Linked DNA regions of Homo sapiens: regions 1 and 2 are each linked to region 3. A link is a loop called in an ENCODE intact Hi-C map of the cell type or tissue named here. Cell type or tissue: PC-9. All regions are shown on one strand. Links, peaks and the distances in the headings refer to the core of each region. The heading gives the core; the rest is flanking DNA. Region 1 overlaps CDKN2B-AS1 (CDKN2B and CDKN2A antisense cis and trans regulatory RNA 1). Region 2 has its middle 200 kb from the start of CDKN2B. Region 3 has its middle 150 kb from the start of CDKN2B.

The links. Hi-C counts contacts between places; a loop is a spot of excess contacts. Peaks named below come from ENCODE experiments on the same cell type or tissue, not always from the same donor. Only the 100,000 strongest peaks of a DNase experiment are listed, where the experiment ranks them.
Region 1: it touches region 3 in a loop (8-fold over the local background); 3 of 110 quality-filtered maps call a loop at or near these places.
Region 2: it touches region 3 in a loop (2.8-fold over the local background); 8 of 110 quality-filtered maps call a loop at or near these places.

The regions. Positions count from the first base shown.
Region 1 is chr9:22,080,288-22,088,253 of GRCh38, reverse strand. The region is part of intron 12 of CDKN2B-AS1 (CDKN2B and CDKN2A antisense cis and trans regulatory RNA 1); the gene reads right to left. Among named protein-coding and RNA genes, the nearest start is that of CDKN2B, 75 kb to the right of the region's middle. In PC-9, for the core only: no CTCF peak of the experiment used is centred there; DNase peaks (open chromatin) are centred at 2,913 and 3,393; H3K4me3 peaks cover 731 bases; H3K27ac peaks cover 2,500 bases.
Region 2 is chr9:22,208,019-22,215,984 of GRCh38, reverse strand. No RefSeq gene overlaps it. Among named protein-coding and RNA genes, the nearest start is that of CDKN2B, 200 kb to the right of the region's middle. In PC-9, for the core only: no CTCF peak of the experiment used is centred there; a DNase peak (open chromatin) is centred at 4,064; H3K4me3 peaks cover 601 bases; H3K27ac peaks cover 2,500 bases.
Region 3 is chr9:22,155,536-22,163,501 of GRCh38, reverse strand. No RefSeq gene overlaps it. Among named protein-coding and RNA genes, the nearest start is that of CDKN2B, 150 kb to the right of the region's middle. In PC-9, for the core only: no CTCF peak of the experiment used is centred there; DNase peaks (open chromatin) are centred at 4,361 and 5,091; H3K4me3 peaks cover 554 bases; H3K27ac peaks cover 2,500 bases.

The sequences.
Region 1 (7,966 bases), core at 2,041-4,540, 74 kb after region 3:
CGACCTTTCATAATCCCAGCAATCGAAGGCTGATTGCTCTTTAAGCCCTTCTCTTCTCCTCAGGGTTTCCTGGAGCTTCACTCCAGTATGTATTGTTTGGGATGCCAGGCCTAAGTCACCTCCAAGGGGAAACAGAGCACACCAGATGATTTTAGAAGTCACTGCATGACATTTAGATAAATTCATATATTAACAGATATCCTCCTTTCTTTTAGTTCTTCTGATTGTGGCAAGGAAATAGTCTCAGTCAGTGGAAGGATTATTTTACCACTTCTATAACACTCCCTAGTCTCTCCTTTCAACAGAGACAGCAAGCCACAAGCTCAGAGTCTTCATAGGAAACTATATCTGGCAAATATTTAATAACATTATTTCACTCATGGCATTTCTTTTTATGACAATCTTCTATTTAAGGCAAATGATATCGGTTTTCAATTTATAGTTAGTGAAAAAGTTTCTCTTCAAAATAAATGGATATAATTTTTTAAAGGAGAGACAACTTAAGGAAAAATATTTCTATTAGTGCAGATGATACAAGGATATGACAAAATCAAAGAAGTGGTATGCAAATGACAGAAATTAGGAAAACATCAGACTAAACAATTGCTAATCAAGTCATGCTTTTATTTTCAAAAGATTGACAGTCTATTCAATTTATTTAGGACAAATATTATAATCAGCAATAGAAATTTCCACTAGGCATTTCTGAAAAATAAGCATAAACTGTGAGAGATGCATTTAGCATTGATTAGTTAGGATGCTTTCAGGTACTTGTAATAAAAAACACAACTAAAAGCATCTTTAAAAAACTAAGGATTATTTCCTGATGGTTCCAGGGTAGATTCAGTCAATGGTTCAATGTCATCAGGGATCCAGTTTCTTGCTATACTGTCCTCTGCCACCGGTAGCATGTAATTGTATCCTCAGACTTGTCCCCTCATGGTCTGAAGATGGCTTCCATAGCACCAACTCTTCACCCAACAGTGACCAGAGTCAAGAAAGTATAAACCACAACTTTTTGGTCCCCTTCAAGGGGAAAGAAAACTTACCTTAAAGTTTCCCATATTTGCCCTCCCATTTCATAAGCAAAGTTGCACCTCTTCTCCATATCTAAATCAAACATTTCCAAGAAAAAGGGGAGTTACCACCATGGCCTTAGGCTACTCCTGATTCACTACAGGGGCTAAGGAGGGGCTAAAGAAGATCATGTGACTAGTAACTGACCAATAATGGGGTTCTCTTGGCAAGGAAGTATGAAGAAAACTTCCCTGCGTAGGCAATTCACATGGCTTGCCATAGTGTGCATTAACATAGGTTGTAACAATTCTGGAGGGGCACAGAGAGGCTGATAATTAATGTTGGAAAAAATATTATTCAGAATCACAAATAAGTAATACAAATCTGGGCCATATGGATAAAATACACACAGTAGATACAGTTTGGAAACTAATCGTTTATTAAGATTCCAGATAAAATAAGATCTCAAAATAAATAAATGGATAGATAAATAAATAATCTCTGGGGTTCAAAAAATATTGATTGGCTGGTAATCATTCTCCCCTATCCCAGCTGCCTCAGACCCTGTGAGCAGGAGAAAGATAAGATAGGGCAAACCAGGGCAATAAAAATGTGGGTTACTGTTATTGTTTTTAAGAATTTCATATTTTCTAAAAGCTTCAGAGAAGTCATGGGAAAAAAAGAATATTATTGAACTCTAGTAGACATTTTCACTTTTTAACTTTCAACTTACATGTGAGATAAGTGAGGGGCATCTTCATCTCACGTGTGCTTGGGACTTGTAAATGTTTTAATCTGGCCCTGACGGGTAAATTTCTCTCCAAAAAAAACTGAGGTTAGATATAAACTTCCAACTCACCTTTCTCAAGTTACTTGTGTTTTAAATACTTTTAATTATGCTACTTTTTAAGCATAATTCTTGGCTTTATTCTCTACTCCAAAAGGAGCAGAATAAAATAAATGGCTGAGTAGGATCTGAACTGAGATATGAGAAGAGAGGAAGGGCCATTAAACAAACACTGATCAAGCTCCTTGGGGCTATCAAGTTCTTTGTATCTATTCTGATTTTCATCTCAATAATAACTCTACCACATTGAGATTTTTATTCCAATTTTAAATATGTTGAATTAAGGGATAGAGTAGGAGAGTGATTTGATAAAGTTTATAAATCTAGTAATAGCAGAATGAAGATTTAAATTCTGGAAGTTTGAATCTTCTGACCCCCAAGGTTCATCTTCTTTCTGTTGAACTATCCTGCCTCTCGAGGGTTTGTGTTGCCAAATACTTAAGGACAAAATCAAGAGATTGTGAAATTGAATCAAAGAAATGGGCTACGAGATGCAAAGAAATAGAAAAACAAGTCAAAACCTAATCCAGGCAACAAATAGACATTTGGCACAGGAGACCTGGACACTTGTCTAGACATGGTCAGAGAAAGGAGGGAGGTCAAGGATCAGTAGTGACTCCAAGATACCCTGAGATATAAAGAGAGGGACTTTTTTTTTTTTTTTTTTTTGAGACGGAGTCTCGCTCTGTTGCCCTCGCTGGAGTGCAGTGGCACGATCTCGGCTCACTGCAAGCTCCTCCTCCAGGGTTCACGCCATTCTCCTGCCTCAGCTTCCCGAGTACCTGGGACTACAGGGGCCCGCCACCACACCTGGCTAATTTTTTGTATTTTTTAGTAGAGACGGGGTTTCACCGTGTTAGCCAGGGTGGTCTTGATCTCCTGACCTCGTGATCCGCCCGCCTCAGCCTCCCAAAGTGCTGGGAATTACAGGCGTGAGCCACCGCGCCCGGCCAGAGAGGGAACTTTTATATGTTCCTTGGTGTGGGGCCAGAACAAGATGTAGGTGTGGCTAGGTCCTTGGGATAAACAGGCACACCTGAGGAATAAGGAATGCACTTGGCAGGGTGGGGTTGGGATAAGCATACCTTGAGGGTAAGCTTGCTTTTTCCCAGTTAGGTGAGATTTCCTTTACCTCATACAAATTAATCTGTGGGCAAACTAGCTACCTAACTCTTAATTAACTGATAAACTTTTTTCTCCTTGATCATAACCCAAGTATTGGAAATGTATAAAGAAGTTCTTTATAGATAGAAGTTCTTTTTGTCATGCATTTTAGTAACCACAGTTTATTGGGGATTATCAAAGCTATGAGAATGTTACCATATTTGAGTTCTCTGTGGAAAAATGTTCACTCTACTAACATTTCTCCTGTTCTCATACCAAAACACTGTGCTGGGGTTGCCTGAGTTGTCGTCTGGGTGTTCGTGTTATCTTAGATATCTGTCACTTATGGAGATTAAGTATCATATTACAGCTGCTGGCTCAGATGATTCCACAATTTCAGCTGTATGACTCAGCTTGTGGAAAAGAATGCAATTTCTTTAGTGTATCAGTTTTAACCAGCCAGTCTTCATAATGAATGCCCTGTGCATTTTTCACAGCCCTACTCATTCTTACAGTGCTACCAAGAAGACATGGCAAATGTCTGTATTTACCTAAACCTAAAGATAAACAATGTTACTGCTGAGACATATTTTCAATCTGGGATTACCAAGAACCCATTTTAGTTTCAACCCAAAGTTGGATATGCCCCACAAAACAATTTGGGAGGTCAAATCATGCAACAGAACTCCCAGAGACAAAAACCCATATCACACCCCTGCCCACCCCCTTTCTCTGAGAGTAAAAAAAATGTAGCCTACCCACATGCTGTTAGACAAAGGCTGAAAGGTGCTTTGATCAGGCCAATACTCTGCTCCCTGGGAAGTACACAAACTCTTCTATTAAATATAATTTACTACATGGCCAATTTCTCAAGAGAAATTCAACTGAGTTTTAAATAAAGTTTTCTGTATTTAAACATAATATAAAATTAACCTGCAAAATTTAATAGTGGTAGATTATATTGCTTCTTTTACGAAGGTAATATAGAAGTTGTCATGCCTGACCTAGGAACAGCCCTTTTGTGAAATAGCCCTAAAGCTCTAAGCCTAGAGTCAGAAAGAGACTTGGGCTCAAATTCTGGCTCAATTATTTGACTATATTACCTTGGGTGTGTTACATAACCTGCCTAAATCTCTTCATCTAAAACACAGGAAAAATAAATTTTACTTTAACAATTGTTGGTGTGAATCCAATGAAATGGTGCAAGTAACTACTTACAACAATGCATGAATCTTAAGGAACTGTTAAGAAAGGTAATGTAAATTTTAAAAGCAAAAGTTTCAATCAATGGTCAGAAAGAGATTTAAGATCACAAAGATGTAAAGTGATTAATTATTGAGGGAAAACTGAAGTTTTGAGTATTTTGAAAATTCCATGTAATATATAGCGCCATCACCACCCAAACACCAGTGTCCTCCATATCTAAATCTACAGCCTTGACCTCTGTTCTAAGCGTTAGACTCTAATATCCAACTAAATCCACAGGACCAGTCCATCTCAACACATCCAAAACTGAACTCAGCATCTTACCTACCCTCCAAAAACTTCACTGAGTCACAAAATTCAGAAACCTGGATGCCACCCTAAAATCTTTTCTTTCTCTCATTCTCCACCCCAAACATCTAAATATAGGCTGATCGAGCTGTGGTTCTTGAACCTGGCAGAGCTTCAGCATCACCTAGGGTGCTTTATAAGAATACCAAGTTGTATTCCAGAGATTCTGATTCAGAATATTCAAGGTATGCCATGGGAATCTTCATTCAAAAATAAAAACAAAACCTCCATGAGAACTGGCTACTCATTGAGATTTGGGAGCCACTGTTGTAGTATACCTTCTTACCATATCTCATATCTGTACCTTCCTCTCTGTCCCAGCGGTAGCATTCTTACCTCTGACCCTCCTGTCTCTCTTGAATGAAATCATTCCATAAGTGGGCACTCTGCATCCCCTGCACTCCATCCCATTAATTCATCCTTCCCAGTGCTTCCAGATCCATTTATCTAAACCCAGCCTTCAGAGAAAAATACATCTAAATTCAAATCCCTGCTTTGCTAATTACCAGGTCTATAGCCTTGAGCAAGTTAGTTCATCTCTGTATGATGCAATTTTCTCATGAGAAAAATGGGAATCTATTAAATGTGATTTAGATGGGATAACATACGTATAGTTCTTAGTACAGGGCATGGCATATAACAAGCTATTAGTGTTATTATCATTATTGTTTTTGTTATTATGACACAAATCTAATCATGTAATTCATGTTACATGTCCTCTTCCTGCTACCAGCCTTCTTTTCTGTGACAGAACCCCAGGATTAGGCCTTCTTGATTCCAATTGGCTTTCTCAAGCCTGAACCTCTAATGATCACTATCATGAGCCATCTTCTAATATTGCACCTGTCTTTCCAGATTTCTTTCCGTGGCTTACACCTGATTATATGGCTTAGTCAAATGGAAATAGTCTAATTTGGTTTATCCCCTGCCCATGTCTGACTTACCTAACTACCAGCAAGCTAGAGTCGGGTATCCTCACTCTACATGAAGTTGGTAAACACAATCCTCTACATGTTTTCTATAGTTCCCAATTTACTACAGGTATAAAATATACATAATTATATGCTCCTCCTTAAAAATAAAGTTCTGACTATTTCCTAGCCAGTACTTAAAGCTTAAGCTCCGATAGCAATAAAGTACTGGCTACGAATTAGTCAGAACATCAAAATCATGATACGTTTATCTATTCCTTCATTCAACAAATTTTGGAGTGCAGTGGGATTAAGATATAATGGACTCAGTTCCAAGTCTGGCTCTGTAGCTTTCCACATGTGTGATCTTGAGCAAGTTACCTAATGTCACTGGGCCTCTATATCATGATCAACAAAAGGAGGAAATAACATTTTCTGATGAGATTGATGTGAATAGTGAGCCACTAGCACACTTTATGCCTTGTACAAGAAATCAAAACACAGTTATGCTGCTACTGTTATATAAAGAGCAATAATGAGGGTGATGACAATGTCATAACATATCACTGCTTTCAAGACCCGCTATAACTAGCAGACCAGCAGAAAGAGAAAAGTACAACCAGACCAACAGGCCCAAAATTATAAAAATCAACTCTGCAGTAAGACTGGCCTGTAAGGGAAGTGATTAATCTTGTGAATTAAAATGTTAGGGAAAACAAGTGAACTGGGGACCAGTTTAAAGAGATGTCATTTTCTTAAGTATAGGTAGGTCTGGAGGATGAGACCAACAAGAGGTCAATACCTTTATCAGGGAGTAAAACTTGGGTTTCAGAAAGGTGCATGGTGGTTGAAGCAAGACCCCAGCCACAGGCTGGGGGTATATGAAGGAAAGAGGAGACAGAGTAAAAAAAACTCCTGGGAAAATACATTTGTAGAACACAACAACCCCAAAAATGATGATGATAGCCAGCTTTCACTGAGTGTCCATTAAGGATTGGGTGCCATGTTCTTCCTTTCTACATTTTCCCTATTTTTCATAACACTGTAAAAGATTGGGTGCCAGATGGGGAAACTGAGTCAGAGGGAAAAGTGTCAGAGATTTTTTCAAGATTACACAACTAATAGACAAGCTTCCTAGGCTGGAGTCTAATCATGAAAGCACTTGAAGGGGGAGTTTCAGCTCACTGATCATGGGCCTGTCCCAGGGGCTGTGTTGAATTAATTTGCATGCTGTGCTCAGACCCACAACTTGTTCCCATTTCTGTAATCCCTAAAATCTCTTTTCCTGGGATCAGGCCAGGCAGGGCCAAGTCTCTGGAGTAGAGAAGAACTTAGGTGACTCAAGTGTCAACTTTGGGTTGGTAATACCTAGCCTAAACAACTCTATATTTCCAAATCAGACAAGAGTTCACTCATAAATCTCCTACACTCTGTCCATCACTTCAAAGTAAATAACCTCCCCAAGAATCGATTCTAGAGAGTTAATTCAAAATACTCAAGACACATTGCCTCATTAGTTATAATGTAAAAAAAAAAAAAAAAAAAGCTAAAGAACAAAATATCTGATAACATGGGAATGAATAAGTAACTTGGGGCACAACCCCATAAAAACAGTCATTAAAAACTTGTATGACAAAATGTACATGACAACTTCAAAACAACATCAAATAGACTTATGATATAAGCTACAGTTTTAAAAGGAGTCAAAATTATATTGCCATATGGACCTAATTGTATTTTTATTTAAAGCATAGAACAGAACTAAAAGAAAAAAATGTACTGCAGTATGAACAAGGGTTGACTCTAGGTAGTCGGAGTGGAGATTAAACTCTTTATTTTTCTACTAGCTGACATTTTATGATATTTTTAAGAAGCATAGGCTAATTCTCATGCAAAAAAACACAAAATATTTCAAATAAAAAGAACTAGCTTCCTAAAAAGTCATAGTACTTTTGGAATAGTTTCTGAGTCTGGCTCAGCCCACCCTCCTATTTTCTTTGTCATGTAGCTATAATTCCATGACCCAGCAGTCTGGTGGCCTGTGGTCATCAGAACTATCAAGTAATTTCCCTTAAGTTTTAAAGGTTTTGCCATTTTCTCCACTACCTTACAAAAAGCCTTCAACAGGTTTTTGGCTCTGCAAACTGTCAGAAATACAGTCTTCCTTCCAACAGCCCATTTCCATAGAGTGATGTGGTAAAACACAGGACCACACAGGCAAAGCCTGGTTTTAATTGTTAAACATTTCCCATTGTGTTTGATTTTCTTCTCCCTGATGGGCTTCACTAGAACTCATCTGTAAAGCTCTCCTTAAAGACTCTCAACCCAAATAGGGCTGCCCCCGCTGCCCCTCCACAGTGTATTGTGAACAGAAGTAGCTAGGTCACAAGCTCACATCAGCCAATGATAGCTCAGAATCTTTAGCTCAGAAGGAAACGATGCCAGCTTGATCATAGTGAACACGGAAAATATCAAAGGACCCTTGTTACTCTCTTCTAGTGGTCGGTACATTTCTAAGTTTCTGTTCCAAAAT
Region 2 (7,966 bases), core at 2,963-5,462, 52 kb before region 3:
CCAGGCTGATTGCTCTGGAGACACAGACTGTTTCAAGAAACTGAGTGAGTAGGCTCTGGAAATTGGAAGTGATCTTAGTATTTAAGTTCAGTCACTCAACTACAATCTCTGAAACTGGGGGAAATATGTTCTGTCTGCATCACGTAATCAAAGTTTAATTTTTTTAAGGAACAATAGGAATGTCACTTGCAAAACAGAAATGGAGGTTTATCTTTCAGAGACTAAAATATTTAAGTAGTCATAAATCAACTGCTTATTTCTCTACTTAGTGATTTACTGCCTTATCAAAGGCATCTCCTTGTTAGCTTTTTATGAGGATTATCGTCTAAAGCCAGCTTCCAAAATTAGAGGCTAATAAATGATTAGTTACATGTCTAGATGTGCCACAGCTGATGTAGGAGTAATAAAAAATCCTCCCCCATTCCCCCATAATTCAGCGGGTGATTAGTCTGTGTCCACTGGCACAATCTTGTAAAGTTCTGGAAATCATTCTGTTAATACGTTCAATACAGACAGCTTGGGGAAAAGCCTCTTCAAAGTGGCTTTTAAGAAATTTAGTAATCTAATTTGGCTGTTAATACTAATCATATTTTGAAGTCTCAAACGTCTGCCTCCTTCTGTCATCTGTTTGTAGACAGAGGCAGATATTGAGGTTTTGATATTTATTTATAATTTTGAAAATCATGGTTTTCTCTAGTGTGCCGTTAGATTTCACCCATCTGGATTCAGATTCCACTAATTTTGGAAGTCCACATAATGCTGACAGTATCATTAAAAAAAGTGATGTCTTTAAGGTAAATCTTTTTTTCTGGAAAATTTTTAAGTACTTTATGCAAAACTATTAGCAAGGGGTGGAGATATTTTATATTGCATTACAGAGCAAAAATGTTTATGTACCTCAGAATTATCCTTTCCAGCCCACTTTAGACATGTTGGTATGTCCTGTGTTGGAAGACATTTAGAAAATAAGTAGGTTAGAGAGACAGACAGACAGACAGACAGACAGACAGAAACTGTTGAACACTCATAGCATGAATACTATAGATCACTAGGACCTCAGGCCTCTTTCTCAAGTTTGCAAGTCTAGAAATTTCATATGTTCAATTTTCTCAGGCTTGATCAGCTTCCTGGAACCTGACTCATTCTAACAATCTCACACAAGAATATTTACAGAAAGTTTACATTTGCAGCCACTTAAAAAATTCATTAGAAGAAATCTCTCAGAGCAAGATCTAAGGCCAATCACCTTCCTTCTCATGGGAGGAAATATTCAGTTGTAATGTTTAGTTGGTAGAGAGAGAATTCAAACCAGAGAAGTTGGTATTCTGTAGCAGATGTCACTATTGATATTAGAAAGAATGGAAAACAGAGCTGCTGCTAAAGTAAGCAAGCTGACAGCTGAGGCAGAAGTGTATCAACAGCAGTATGTTCACGGGATCACCACATTGACGATTCAGCCCAGTTATCTGGCAGTGCATAAACTCAGTGCTGTTGGTACAATCACAGAAGATCAACCAGAGGTAGAATAATTATTGTTAATCTAATTCATATGGGTGTATATGCTGGTTAGTAGTGTTCTTCAAGAAATTTTTCTGGCTTTCCAGTTTCCTGGTACATAGTAGGACTGCATTTCCCTACCTCGCTGATATTAGATGTGAATTCATTGCTTTCGCCAAAAAAAAAAAAAAAAAAAAAAAGTGGATAGAAGTAAAATGTGTCACTTCCAGGCAGAAGCTCTAAGAGGCAGTGTGTTATTTGCTACATCTTTTGTTACGGTTATCATGGAAACACAGGTTGAGATGACTGTAATAAGCAAAGCCCTATGTCAGTCTTTGTTAGACATATATGTGAGAAAGAAATAAGTGATTGTTGGATTAAGCCATTGAGACAGTGAGGTTTTTCCTACTGAAACACAATCCAGTCTATGCTTCCTGTTGTAGTATTCAACCCAATATTTAAAAGTATTTATTTTAAATTGAGGCACCACATTTTTGGAATCAAGATTCACTGACAAGCTAATTAATACATACTTGGAAGTTGACTTGATATTTATATATCTAGAAAAAAAGGGAATTAGAGAGTGTTATAAATGGAAAAGCATGATGAACAATTACTGCAATGTAATAGAGCATTTTCTCTGGCGATTGCATTAGACCTACTTGCCAAGCACCATAGCTCATTCACTGATTCATTTACTTCTTCATTCACTCCACAGATATTTATCAAATGCTGATTATATGACAAGACCTACACTGGATCCTTGGGATACAACCATAAGATAATTGTGACAGTCCCAATCCTTACAAAGGTACCATCTTAGTCTCTTTATTCCTATTTTTTAGATCCTGTGATGATTGCATACTTTCTGCCAATGCATGTTCTTTTTCCATAACTGCTTAGACTACCACTTTTCTTAGTTTTGTTCTTGTTCTAAATATATGTTTTAGATCAATCCCTCTCAAATGATTAGGTTTTCCCCTAATTTATCACAGAATGACACTTTTGTAAAATACCAAAAACAATTACTAGAAAAATATATTGTGCAATTGGATATGAAAGCAATAAGCTATAAGCTATAAAAGCTATAAAAGTTTCTAAATGGTTACTCACGAGTTCTATATTTATTTTTTTCCAGACAGGCAAAAAGTTCATAGACCATCATTTGTCTATGGACCACACTTTGAACACAACTGCTCTGGACAAGCAGGTAGATCTTAAACAAACTATATTTTTTGTTTTCTTTTATGAAACCATCTGCCTCTTAATCACTAAAATTGTGAAGTTTTACACAGTGGATAATTTCTTCAGGGTGGTGTCCCATTGCCCATTCAGCTCACTACATGTATTATTTAGTTAATATTTTTAAATCAATTAATATTTCATATGAATACATTTTTAATATCTACTCCATATAAATGGAAACCAATTTCACTTGCCAGAAATAAAACATAATAAAATGTAACTCTAAAAAGGAGTGTTATGAAGGGAGATGTTGCCTGCCCTGAGAAGAGCTAACATTTCACTAACACCACACTGAAACTTCCTGCTTGACATACTCAGAAAACTGAAAGGGAATTAAAAAGAGAGAATTTTCTCATTATGTGTTTTAATGCCATTTAATGCCTAATTCATGATCCACCTAACATCATTTCAAGGACCAAACAGTAGTCACTCTTTATTTTTTAAAAATAATTTAACTCTCCCATTTTGAAGATTAACTTGAAATTGTCCTCTATGAATACGTCTGTTGACAGTCACAAATCAGTCAGTCATATCATATGGATAACTATAATTGAACAGGGGTGTTAAATACCACCATTTCTTTTCTTAAATCTCTGTCTTATGGACTACTGATGCTGTAGACCACAAACTCGCTTCAGTTTCTGAAAGTAGTATGTTCGCCAGATCTAAATGGTCTCTATGGAATTTTTTTTGAGCCCTAGTACAGCGTCTGGCATATACTAAATACCCAACAAACTTGTATTTCTTCCTTCTTCCATTAACAATCAGCTCCTTTTCCTGATGAGATAGGAAAATATGTATTAATTACTGGAATTCCCTCTTAGGCTCTCTTGTTGTTACAAAGAAAAAGACTGTCAATTTTCACCCACTTCTTTTTTTTACCATTACAAATATTTAATCATAACCCACAATTACAGTATTAGTTATATTACCTAACAGGCCTCAAAAGGTTTGGCTTGGTCTTTGTGTTTTCATAAATGTCCACAACTCTATCCAGCTTACTGCATTGATTTGACATTAGGGAGCAGACTCCAAGGACAGAAGAAGACTCATTTAGCCAGTTGTTTATTCCCCATGAATTGCCTCAGCTAAACACCAGACCAGAGCTTCTGTGTGCACTAGGTCAAGCCATGAATATGCACAGGTCAAATAATTAAACTTGTATAATATTCCCAGAGATGTGAACATGAGAGGAATATTTATCACAATGGAAAGATCCTGCCGCAGATATTTCTTACCTAATGTTGAACTTTTATCAAAGAATTTTTTTTTCAACTAGCTGTTTCAAAAAAAAAAAAAAAGGCTAAACATACAGTGTCTCCTCTCCCCCTTCAGGATACAAACCACAGAATTCCGATGACTCACCCAAAAATAGCTTATGAATATGCCACAGGCGGAAGGGCATGCTGTTTAGTTCTTTAAAACTTCCTGCCAAACTGAAGAAACTGAACATACACAGATATTTGGGGACTAACTCTGAGGAATAATGAGAATTTAATCCCTTGTAGTCTTCAGGGTTAGCAACAGCTTGCCTGACATGTCCGGTTACATCCTGTTTGCTACACATGTGACTCCTCAAAAAAATAATAATATAATATTAATAGCACAATGTTTCATTGTTAAGATTGCTGTCACTGTGCTAATGGCTCCCCAGTATTTGCAGCCATAAGTAGACTAAGTCACTTCTTGGATGAATTCTAAATGAAAGGTTTTATGAAACAAACATATTGCCATTATGACTCTAAAATAAAAAGCCAGGATTCAATGTAAAGAATTTGACGGCAGCATAAGCCCCTAAAAAGGAAAGACAGTAAAGCATAGTGATTGAAATCTTGGCGGTGATTCCCAGTTCTTACACCGATTATGTCACCTTTAGCAGTTACTTGAACTCTCTAAGTTCTAATTTTCCCATATGTAACATAAGGATGATAATAATTCTATCTATGTCTAGGGTTCTTGTGAGGACTAAATAAAGGCATGTAAGCATACAAGGAATACTGCTCAGAAAATAAATTATCCCATGCATTCTCCTTCTCATAAATGAATCTGAAAACCAAAACCATTAGGTGACCTAAGAAAGATCACACACCTCATCAGTGCAGTGCCAAGACGGGTCAGTATAATGCTGTGGTTAAAAACATGGGCTCTGGAACAAGTCCATCCCGAGTTTAAATCTCAGTTTTTCTACTTGCTAGCTGTATAAACTTGGGCAAGTCACTTAACTTTTCTGTCTCTCAATTTTCTCATCTACAAAAGTCAAATAATAATAGTACTTCTCTCACCAGGTTATTATGACAACTTAAAAACGTAATACATGCAACTGCCACATAACAATCAAAAAAATACGATCGATTACACTAACATTGGGAATATCTGGTTCTTCCAAAAGCAAAGGTTAATGTAAAATATATGTCAACAATGCCAGACTTTTTAAACTTTATCTATAAAAACAGCCCTCACTTAAAAATAAACAACTTAAAAATTGGATATAGTTTAATAGTGACCAGAATATTTGCAGATGTCTTCTCAGATGAAGGTACACGTCTTCAATCATGGCTATGTGTCGTATTTTTCTTTTCCTATGAGGGAAAGATAGAAGACAAGCCATTCAAAAACATTTCAAACAACAACCCCAATTGCTGAAAAGTCACTTTGCAGTTTGAAAAGAATACTAACATTCAGCTGCTCTTGACATTTACAAGGAAATGTAAAGCAATGGAAAGGGCACCACACTCCCCTTTCCAGTTCAGGTTCTGCCACTTGGCCAGTCATAATGAAATTACTTGACCTCTGAGTCACCATCTACAAAATAGGGCATTTAACGATGTCTGCCTTATTACAGTTACTACACAGAACAAGTGTGTGCCATGTTTCATGAAATTTAAGATATTGTATTCATGTTGAAGACATAATATTATGCTATTTTAACTAATATATTCAAAACTATTCTGAAACAGTTAAAGGTCAGAAAACTACTTTTGTTCTTTGCTTATTACATATTCACAGGACATAGAGACTCTCATCTTAAGAAATAGTGAAGAAAAGAAACAGGAGAAAATCTTCAAATCCCAGAGGAAAAAAATTGTTTTAAACTTATCACCCTTGACAGGTGATAAAGAGGCATGCAAGACTACACTTTTTTTTTTCTTTTTTTGAGATGGAGTCTCATTTTGTCGCCCAGGCTGGAGTGTAGTGGCACAGTCTAGGCTCACTACAAGCTCCGCCTCCCGGGTTCACACCATTCTCCTGCCTCAGCCTCCCGAGTAGCTGGGACTACAGGTGCCCACCACCATGCCCGGCTAATTTTTTGTATTTTTAGTAGAGACGGGGTTTCACCGTGTTAGCCAGGATGGTTTTGATCTCCTGACCTCGTGACCCACCCACCTTGGCCTACCAAAGTGCTGGGATTACAGGCGTGAGCCACCGCGCCGGCCAAGACTATACATTTTTATATCTCTTGACAAGAATTAACACAGAGTCCCTCACATAGTAAGTGCTTAAGGCATATTTGTTAAAGGAGTAGATGGGACATAAATAAAATTTTAGGAACCAATTTACAATGGACACCACTATAACCCTATTCCAACCCTATTAAGACCTAATTTGAAAGTCACAGATCTAGACCCAGCCATCGATGGCCTAATAGAATTATGTGGCTATAACTGCCAGTACCTCCAAAAAAAGGTTAAAAAGTGGCATAGATAAAAAAGGTCTCCCCATCCCATGATTTTTCTTCCAGGAATAGACTAGACTTTGCCTTTGCATTGTCTGAAATCCTGCAAGTCAGTTGCAATCCCAAATTGTAACCAAATGGTCAACAAACCCTAGAAACCACATTTCCTACCCTCAATAGATAGGATTTCCAAAATGAAAGTGAAAGTATTCAATGGTCTTTGTACTTCATATGTAACATGAAGCACCAGAAGACACAAATGGGAATGTTTAGTGATGTGGGGGTTGGATGGGGGCTTGAATAGATCATGACCCCTCAGGACCCCTCCCACCTTCCAGGAGAGAACTTGCGGACCAGAACCCTGCTTGAAGACTTCAGGGAGCCCCACAATTCAGACTACTCCCTCCTAATCATATCACAACCAAAGATCATATGAAGACTATTCTTCAGAGTTTCATATATCTGCTGGCAGAGCACTTTGGGTGTGTCAGAACCTCACCAGACAGACACTGACTCATTATTGGATGAGAAGCAAAGTGATAATTAGGTTGGTCATATGTAACTTGCCATTGCCAGCCAAGTATTCAAAGCCCTTTCAGAAATTATTCATTAGCTTACTTCCTTGATACCCTGAAATATTCCTAAGACCACAGCCACCACAGACTCCTGCATCCTCTTACCACCATGAGTTTGCTTCTGTCTCCTCTGATGGCTCTCCTAGCATGTTACAGCGACTTCTGTACAAATCTAATGCAGAATCTTGGAGGCTCTTCTTAGTAGACTCTCAGTAAATATTTATTCAATGCAATTCAGTCACATTTAGAGATAGCAGATAGTAAAGATCACTAGATTTCCTAAGTGCATCTGTAAATCTGTTGCCTAGGTCAGAGTGATAGCAAGTTGTTTCCTTACAGAAAAAACAATGTTCTCAAATGCACTGCACTGAGCCTCAACACTGATACTCTATTCACGCATTATAAAAATTTCAACATGTCTGTCACAGCAGCTTAAGGCCTCTAGGCAGAAAATTTGACTCAGTAAACAAAATTCTCAGAAAGTAATAGAAGCTTCACACACATCAAAGAAATAGTAAAACCTATCATTAAATACATACTGAACAAAAACAGCATGAAACTATTTCTTATTTATTGATGTATTCAAACAGCATGTCCTCCCATCTTCCATGGCAGAGTCCATATCTTATGAGTTTGTGTACACCCTATGTCTGCAAAGTGCTAAGAACAAAGATATTTTGGAACTTTTTGTTACAGAAATAAAGAATGAATGAATATACAATAAAGGAAATTTTAAAAGGAAAGGACAAAAAGACACAAACTCCGGGAAATTAATATTTATTTTATGAGCCTAAGCATTTTAGTATTATTTTTGTGTATATTAACATGTTAAATCTAAAAACAAACCCATGAAGCACAATAAATAACATCTAACCCTTGAACTCCAAAGAATTAATTGGGAAAAATATCACACACATTGTTAAAAGAAAAAAGTTCAAGATAAAAATACTGGATTTGTAGCGGGATCAAACAGCTA
Region 3 (7,966 bases), core at 2,878-5,377:
CTAGGTGCCCATCAACCAACTAGTGGATAAAGAAAATTTGATATATATACACACCAAGGAATACTACTCAGCCATAAAAAAAAAAAAAAACAAAATAAAGTGTTTTGCAGCAACTTGGATGGAACCGGAGGCCATTATTCTAAGTGAAGTAACTCAGAAATGAAAAACCAAATACCGTGTGTTCTCACTTTTTTTTTTTTCTTGAGATGGAGTCTCGCTCTGTTGCCCAGGCTGGAGTGCAGTGGTGGCATCTCGGCTCACTGCAAGCTCCGCCTCCCGGGTTCAGGCCATTCTCCTGCCTCAGCCTCCTGAGTAGCTGGGACTACAAGTGCCCGCCACCACGCCCGGCTAATTTTTTGTATTTTTAGTAGAGACGGGGTTTCACAGTGTTAGCCAGGATGGTCTCGATCCCCTGACCTCGTGATCTGTCCGCCTCAGCCTCCCAAAGTGAGGGATTACAGGCATGAGCCACCGCGCCCGGCCATGTTCTCACTTATAAGCAGGAGCTAAGCTATGAGAATGTAAAGACATGCAGAGAGATATAATGGACTTTGGGGATTTGGCGGGTAGGGGAAGAGGTTGGTAGAGGAATGAGGGATAAAAGACTGCATATTGGGTACAGCGTACACTAAAATCTCAGAATTTACCACTAAAGAATTTATCCATGTAACCAAAAACCACCAGTACCCCCAAAACTATTGAAATTTTTTTAAAAATAAGAAAAAATCAAATAGCATATACATTACCCTAGTACATGCCTAGAAAATCGTGGCTGATACGGTAAACTCTAAATTTTTCAGGAGCAAGTTAACTGATTTGCAAATTTAAGATGGGTTGAGTTAAAAACACATCTATACATCTAATATCACATTTTAGTATACATGTATATACACACAAATAAATTAGGAAACTATGCGGTAAAAATCATAAAAATTATTTCCTTATTAAGGATCAAATATGCAGTGTTTTTGTTTTGACATACAACTCCTCCCCAGTTGCAGCTTTATCTAGGCAGCCACCCGCTCAGCTCCTTCCCTTACTTCACTTCTCACCCTCTCCCATGCCATCATTCTCCCGGTCCTGGTGAAGACATGGTCTCTCTTCCCCCTTTCATAATAGCTGCTTCTTAACCTCCCTACTCATGTAGTGCATTGGGAGATGATTAGGGTCTAAGTCTTCTCCAAGACCCCCAACAGTAGCTAACTTGCCCCCAGATGATACTAAGCTACTCTGGTTATGTTTATGGGTTATTTGGGATTATTGGTGACCTTCCAACACTTTGCCCCCACTCCACCCGCAGCACACACACACCACACACCACCATCATCAACACTTAATTTATATTTGACTTTCTAGAATCAAATATATATCATTTAATTTATATTTGACTCTCTAGAATTTTTCTGCATTTCGCATTCCAAGTGGCTCTTTAGCTTATATTTCATTGTACTTAATGACAAGAAAGTAATTTCCTCTTGAAGATACATCCTATTTGATAGTTTGAAATGCTGAAAAATAATTCTCATACAAATCCAAACTCTCCTTTTGGATGATATTAATCTGAGTTTTATTTTTCTTCCCCTTGATCAAAAATTAAAAATAAAAATAAACACCTCCTCTAATTCCTTTTCCGTGGTGAAATCAGCTCTTCAGATAAGAGCCTAAGAAAATCAGGTTGTACTTCAAAGACATTATACTAGGTCTCAAAAGATTACATATGGTATGATTCCATTTCTATGGCAGTCTCAAGAAGCAAAACTATAGGAACAGAAAATACATCAGTTGTAGCGAGGATTTGGTGGAATGGAAGGGAGGTGATATGTCTGAAGATAAAGAGGCAAAAAGAATTTTGGGGAGTGTGGAAATTTTTCTGTATCCTATTGTGTTGATGTTTTGTTGGTTACAATAAGCTTTGCATGTATTAAAACTCAGAACTGTAAACCAAAAAAGGCAAATACTACTATATATATAATTTAAATGTTTTAAAATTTCTATTTTGATCTCTTATTATATGCCAGATCTTTACATAATTTTTCATCTTAATCATCATAAGAACCCAGTGAAATAAGTAACAGTATTATCTCCATTTTTCAGATAAAGAAACTGAGACACAGATTTACTAACTTGCCCAAGGTTACAAAGCTTAATGGAGGTGACCTTGGATTTTAATCCAAGCAGACTGACTCCAAAACGAAATATCCTTACCACTACCCTATGCTATCTCTGAAAAGAATGAAAAAGAACTTCATTTACCCTCTATCAATGAAACTAAATGACTTATTTAAGGAGCAGAATACCAGATATAACTATATGGGCATAATTTAATGTGCAAATGGAGCAGAGCACATGCCACCAAGGCAAACACACACATATATCTAAGCCCACAAAATGTCTTAATTGCTGTTTTAATAACTAATTACACTTTCCAATTTCCAATTGTCTTTGCAATAAAATATCTTCCTGTTTACATAATAAATGAATTTCAAAGTCAATTTCTAATTTCCTTTTTTTTTTTTTTTTTTTTTTGAGACAGAGTCTCGCTCTGTTGCCCAGGCTGGAGTGCAGTGGCGCAGTCTCAGCTCACTGCAAGCTCCGCCTCCCTGTTCCCGCCATTCTCCTGCCTCAGCCTCCCAAGTAGCTGGGACTACAGGCGCCCACCACCATGCCCGGCTAATTTTTTGTATTTTTAGAAGAGACAGGGTTCCACCGTGTTAGCCAGGATGGTCTCGATCTCCTGACCTTGTGATCCACTGGTCTTGGCCTCCCGAAGTGCTGGGATTACAGGCATGAGCCACCACACCTGGCTGTCAATTTCTAATTTCTAAAGAAAATCTTTCTGCAACTACTCCTTAAGAAATCAGTATTCCAATGCAAAGAAATTACAATATATCAATTGGAAGCTCAAATTACTTGTTTAAAAATTCAAAAAATTTAATTCCACTCCCCCTGCCTCTCTAGTTCCCCAAAACTAAATTCTTCTGGATATTTTTTGGAACTAAAACCTTTTAGTAATGAGGCAAACGGATAAATACACCCACATCTGGTGGCTTGTGGTCATTCTTACATATTCATCTAGGTCTTTCAGTGCCTGCAATCAATATACCCACAAACTCCATTCCAGGCACTTTACAAAAACAAAGCTGTCTTCTGCAAAAGTGATACATGGTATACCTTATATTTTAGCAGCAACAGCAGCAGTAGCAGCTCAGGAGAGAAAACAGAGGGAAACAATTATTATGGTTTTTAAAACTAAGAGTTACAAAGAGTGACTATATTTAGTAAGCACTATTTTGAGATGATAAAGTCTACTTAGTTTTGGTGCAAAAAGTTGGTTGAAGGATATTTGCATTTGGATTTTAACACTCAACACTCAATCATGATTAATTTAATCACCTTAGTACTATGTCCAAGATGGATTACACACATAATTATGTATATGTTCTTTTCCTCCAGGCAAGAATTATCTGGGGTCCATGTGACATTTCTGCCTTGAATCTGCCTTTCCTGACACATTCAAGGGTTTGATGAAGCTATTCGCAGCCCACCATGAAGCTCTTTGCAGCCCACTATCATCAGCCTCCAAACACCTTTAGTCTGAACCCTAAGATTCAGAAATAGTTTTTCTAATGAACTCTACTGCACTTTATGTAAATACAATTATATTTCATACAGTCATATCAAAAAAGGGAACCAAAGAGAGATATGTGGAAAGAACCTAGTTGATCTTTGGAGTCAAAGGACCCTATTCATCACTCATTTACCATCTGTGCAATGCAGAACATGTTTGAATTCTCCAGTTTTTCTTCTGAAAAAGCATTATACCTATATTTATCTTTTAAGGTTACTACTACAATCAAGTAAGATGTTGTTGGCCTAACAAAGTTCTTGGTACAGACTGGGTAACATAAGAATCATAATTATATTTACAACCAGTAAAAGAATTTATAATTACAATCAAGAAAAGAAATCCTATAGATAGAAAAGCATTCATCTATAGCCATTTGCAACTTTATTTCACAATATTTCCTTGGGCAAATTTCTCTACACCCTGCCCCAATATCAGGTTTTATCTTGTTATAAACCCGTAGGATTTTTAGTGTTTATCATGAGTTACCAGCATGTCCACCATGGAATACAATGATTTTGGTTTATCAAGTCAGGCTGGCTAGAGGAATATTTTAGAGAAGTAAATGACTTTGCAACCTGATGCAGCTAGCAGGGAGATTGCACAACCTTAATTCACAAGCACAAGCACACACACCCACACACCCAGGAAGCGTGGGGGTCTTGTGGAAGTCAGTAGCTTATCTATTATGTACACTCCGGAGCTGTAAACAAGACCATGTGAGGACTCAGCTAGAATGCTTCCTCTGAGTCAGTATTAAACAAACTTCCGAACTATTAGGGAAGGAAATAAAGCCACTGTACCCCCAAAGACACCCAGGACAGAGTGCCAGGGATTATGGGAGTTGTTTTTAATATTCTGCCAGAGACTGATGCAATGATTAAAGGAGGTTTTGTAATAAAAACAACATACTGCTTAACAATAAATAGCTAGCATAAATTAGAATGGGTTGTAATCTCATAAGGAGTGTCCTACCAGAAATTTACATGACCAATTATGTAAAAATAACAAAATGTTTTGAAAATCTTTAGTGCTGTACTTCATAAGAATGCTAGCACAACTTTTTGTTTGGTAACAATTACTTTAGTATCATATCACAGTATCTATTTTGATTCAGGATAAATCACAGGCAAAAATCTCATCAATGGTAAAAATAATACAACACCAGGAAATCACAAATTCTCAAAAACAGTACAGCATGGGGCAGTGGAGAAGACTCTGGCTTTGAAATCAGAAGTGTTCAAACTACATTTTCTAGTTTTGTGATCTTGAGCAAACTGTATCTTATGAAGATATCATTTTTTCATCTATAAGATAATGACATTCACAAGGTTCTTATTAAGATCATATTAGATATTAGATGAGTAAGCACTTTGACAAATATGTAGAGCTGTATGAATGTGAGATATAATGACTCACTGCTTTAACCTGTAAAAGTCCTCAGGTCAACTCAAACAGAGTTAGAAAGAAATCAGGTTTAGAATGCTCTGGAATTGTTTTTCTTGAAGGCTAATGAGTTCTAAAGCTTGCCTCTCCTTTGGCCTGAAGTAAGTACATTTTTATTTTTAGGAAGGAAAAAAAAGATGGATATCACCTGTAACTGAAAATCTGCAGTTATAACTTGATCCTGAGAATGCAGATGCTCTTACTTACACATAGTCTTGTTTCTGAGTTTTAGAAGACTGAATACAGAAATCACCAATCATAAAAAGGAGGAAACAAAGCATTTTAATTTCTTTCAATGTCCACAAAGTAGAATGTTTCATTAAGTGTTGTCTGGGTGTTCAGACAGTAAAGGACATTACCATTTCCGGCAACCCAAAACTTGACCTCACATTTGGACTTCTGACGGTAAACTTCCTGAGAGGAAATTAAATACAGAGAACCTCTTCCAGTTTGGGATACCGGTTCTGCCAAAAACACCGTGAGAAACACTTACACTAAATTAACTTTTTGAAATTTACCCTTAAAATACTAAAGCTAACAGAAAGGGCAGTGTATTTTTTTTTATTTAGAATAGGGAGTGAAATCAAAATCAAATATGTCCAATATATCCTTTTCTCCTTTTATTCCTCTAAAAATTTGTTCTACAGTAAGATAAAAGAGTTCTTCCTTGCTTTCCTATAATATCTTTACTTGAACTCTAATCTCTAGGCCTTAAAAATGAAAACATTCAATTGAAAGAAAAAAAGGAATTATAGCAGACATAATTTACATATATGACATATATAAATCAAAATAAATATGACTTGTTCACCCTACTTTTATTACTCAAGCTACCCAGGATCATTCAGGCTCTCTTTCTTATCTAAGGTGTGGTTCACCTTCTGAGTTCAGTAGACAATTTGAGAGGTCAAATAGAGTCCATCCTTCAGGCAGATGAGACACTGCCCTATTTTTAAAAGACTTCTAGAGAAGGAAATTCCACAAGCTTCCTCAGTTACACATTCCAGTATCTATGAACCTCACTGTCTGAAAATTTTTCCTTTTCTCTTATCTAAATCCCTCATACTGCAGCTTAAGCCTATTGCCTCCTGTCTGGTCCTTAATGGAGATCATCATCATCCTTCACAGATCAACCTCCTCACTCTAGGCTCCTTTCAGATTCTGCAAGCCTGGAACCACTTGATTCCTAACTCTCCTTATTCACAACTCTTCAATCATTATTGTTATTTGCCTATGATTTTCTTCCAAGTTGTTTTTCTCCAATCTTGTTTTCATTTCAAATACCCTTTACAAATAATTCTTTAAAGAGCAAAGGAAATGAAAATTATCCAGTAATTTTACTACACTAAAACAATCTTCTTTCAATTTTCTTTGTTCTTGCCCTGACTCTGTAGACAGACATTGTAACCATACTATGTCATTTTATTGAATTTATTCCAAGTTTTAAAATTGTTAAGTTTCCCAACCCAGGACGCGCTTAAAATGAGCTACTTTATCATTATAATTTTGACAACGCTGGTATAAGGTTTGTGATCAGAAGAATTTTCTCTATCATTCAATGTATTTAAATGATGACTAGCAAGTACTGGGCTGGGTTCTAAGAATTTAGAGTATTTAACAAATAGTTCTTGCCCACAATCAGGTCTTAACAAAACACTCAGCCAATTAATTCGAATTTTAAAACGATTCTGTATTGGTGATTTCAGCATGTACCTAAACTGTGCAACCTTAGATGGGGGGCTGAGAGAGCTGGATCTTGGGGAGAGCAGAGGCTGCAGAAGCCAGGAGTGAAGAGTCACCTGGCAGGTAATCGGAGGGGTAGAGGGTTGTGATAAATTACCACAGCATCCGCTATCTACTGGGAGGCCAGAGCACCTAAGGACAGAATGCTCAGTGCAATCCATAGTTTAACTGGGCCTCTGTGGGAGGATATTTTGTCAAAGTCTGGGCTCAGTGGCAGCTGCCTCCCAAATATTTTCTGAATTGTAGTAAGAGAGCTTTGTTACCAGAATGAAATGGCAAATTGGTACAACTGGAGAATAAGTTAATAGGGTAATGTGACTTCGAGGTAAATCTTGGGAATTTACTTAGTAATTGATGAAACCATCTAATATCATCAAGAGAGCAACAACATTAAAGTAAAAATTGGTTCCACTACCATAACGTCTTCAGATAAATCCCTCTTCAGTTCTCACCCTCAGTTTCTTCACCTATAAAAGCAGACATTTATGGTGTATCCTAGAACTAAGATTCCAGGAAATAGCAAATATTAAAAATGACACATTATCCTTTCAAAAACTGAACATATAATCCCTTCCTTAATGTTGGGATTTTCACTAATTCTTAGGCCTAAATTTTTTTTTCCAGAAATCTCTTTTATTTCTTTAGATATATAAAACACTGTTACTTTATATTCTCTCTGATAATTCCAGTATCTGGGTCTACAGAGTCAATCTGTTGCTTCTGCTGGATCTCATAGTGTATTGTTTCCTTGTGGTGTTTATGAATTTTTAAACCTGGAGATCTCATTTTCTTTTCTTTCTTTCTTTCTTTTTTTTTTCTTTTTTTTTTTTGTAGAGATGGGGGTCTCTCACTGCGTTGCCCAGGCTGGTCTCGAACTCCTGGCCTCAAGTGCTGGGATTCCAGGCGTGAGCCACCACGCCTGGCCGAGATGTTCCTTTTCCTTGGAACTTGATCAACACAAAATCCTGAGGCCTGTCGTGGTCGTGTTCCTCTGGGACAGATTCTCAACCGGGGACACTTCTGCTCCCAAGGACACATTTCGACGTCCTGAGACATTTCTGGGTGTCATAACAGTGTGCACGCATGTGTATGTACCTGCACACGCTACTGGCACCTCGCGGATAGAGCCCAGGGACGCTGCTCACATCCTGC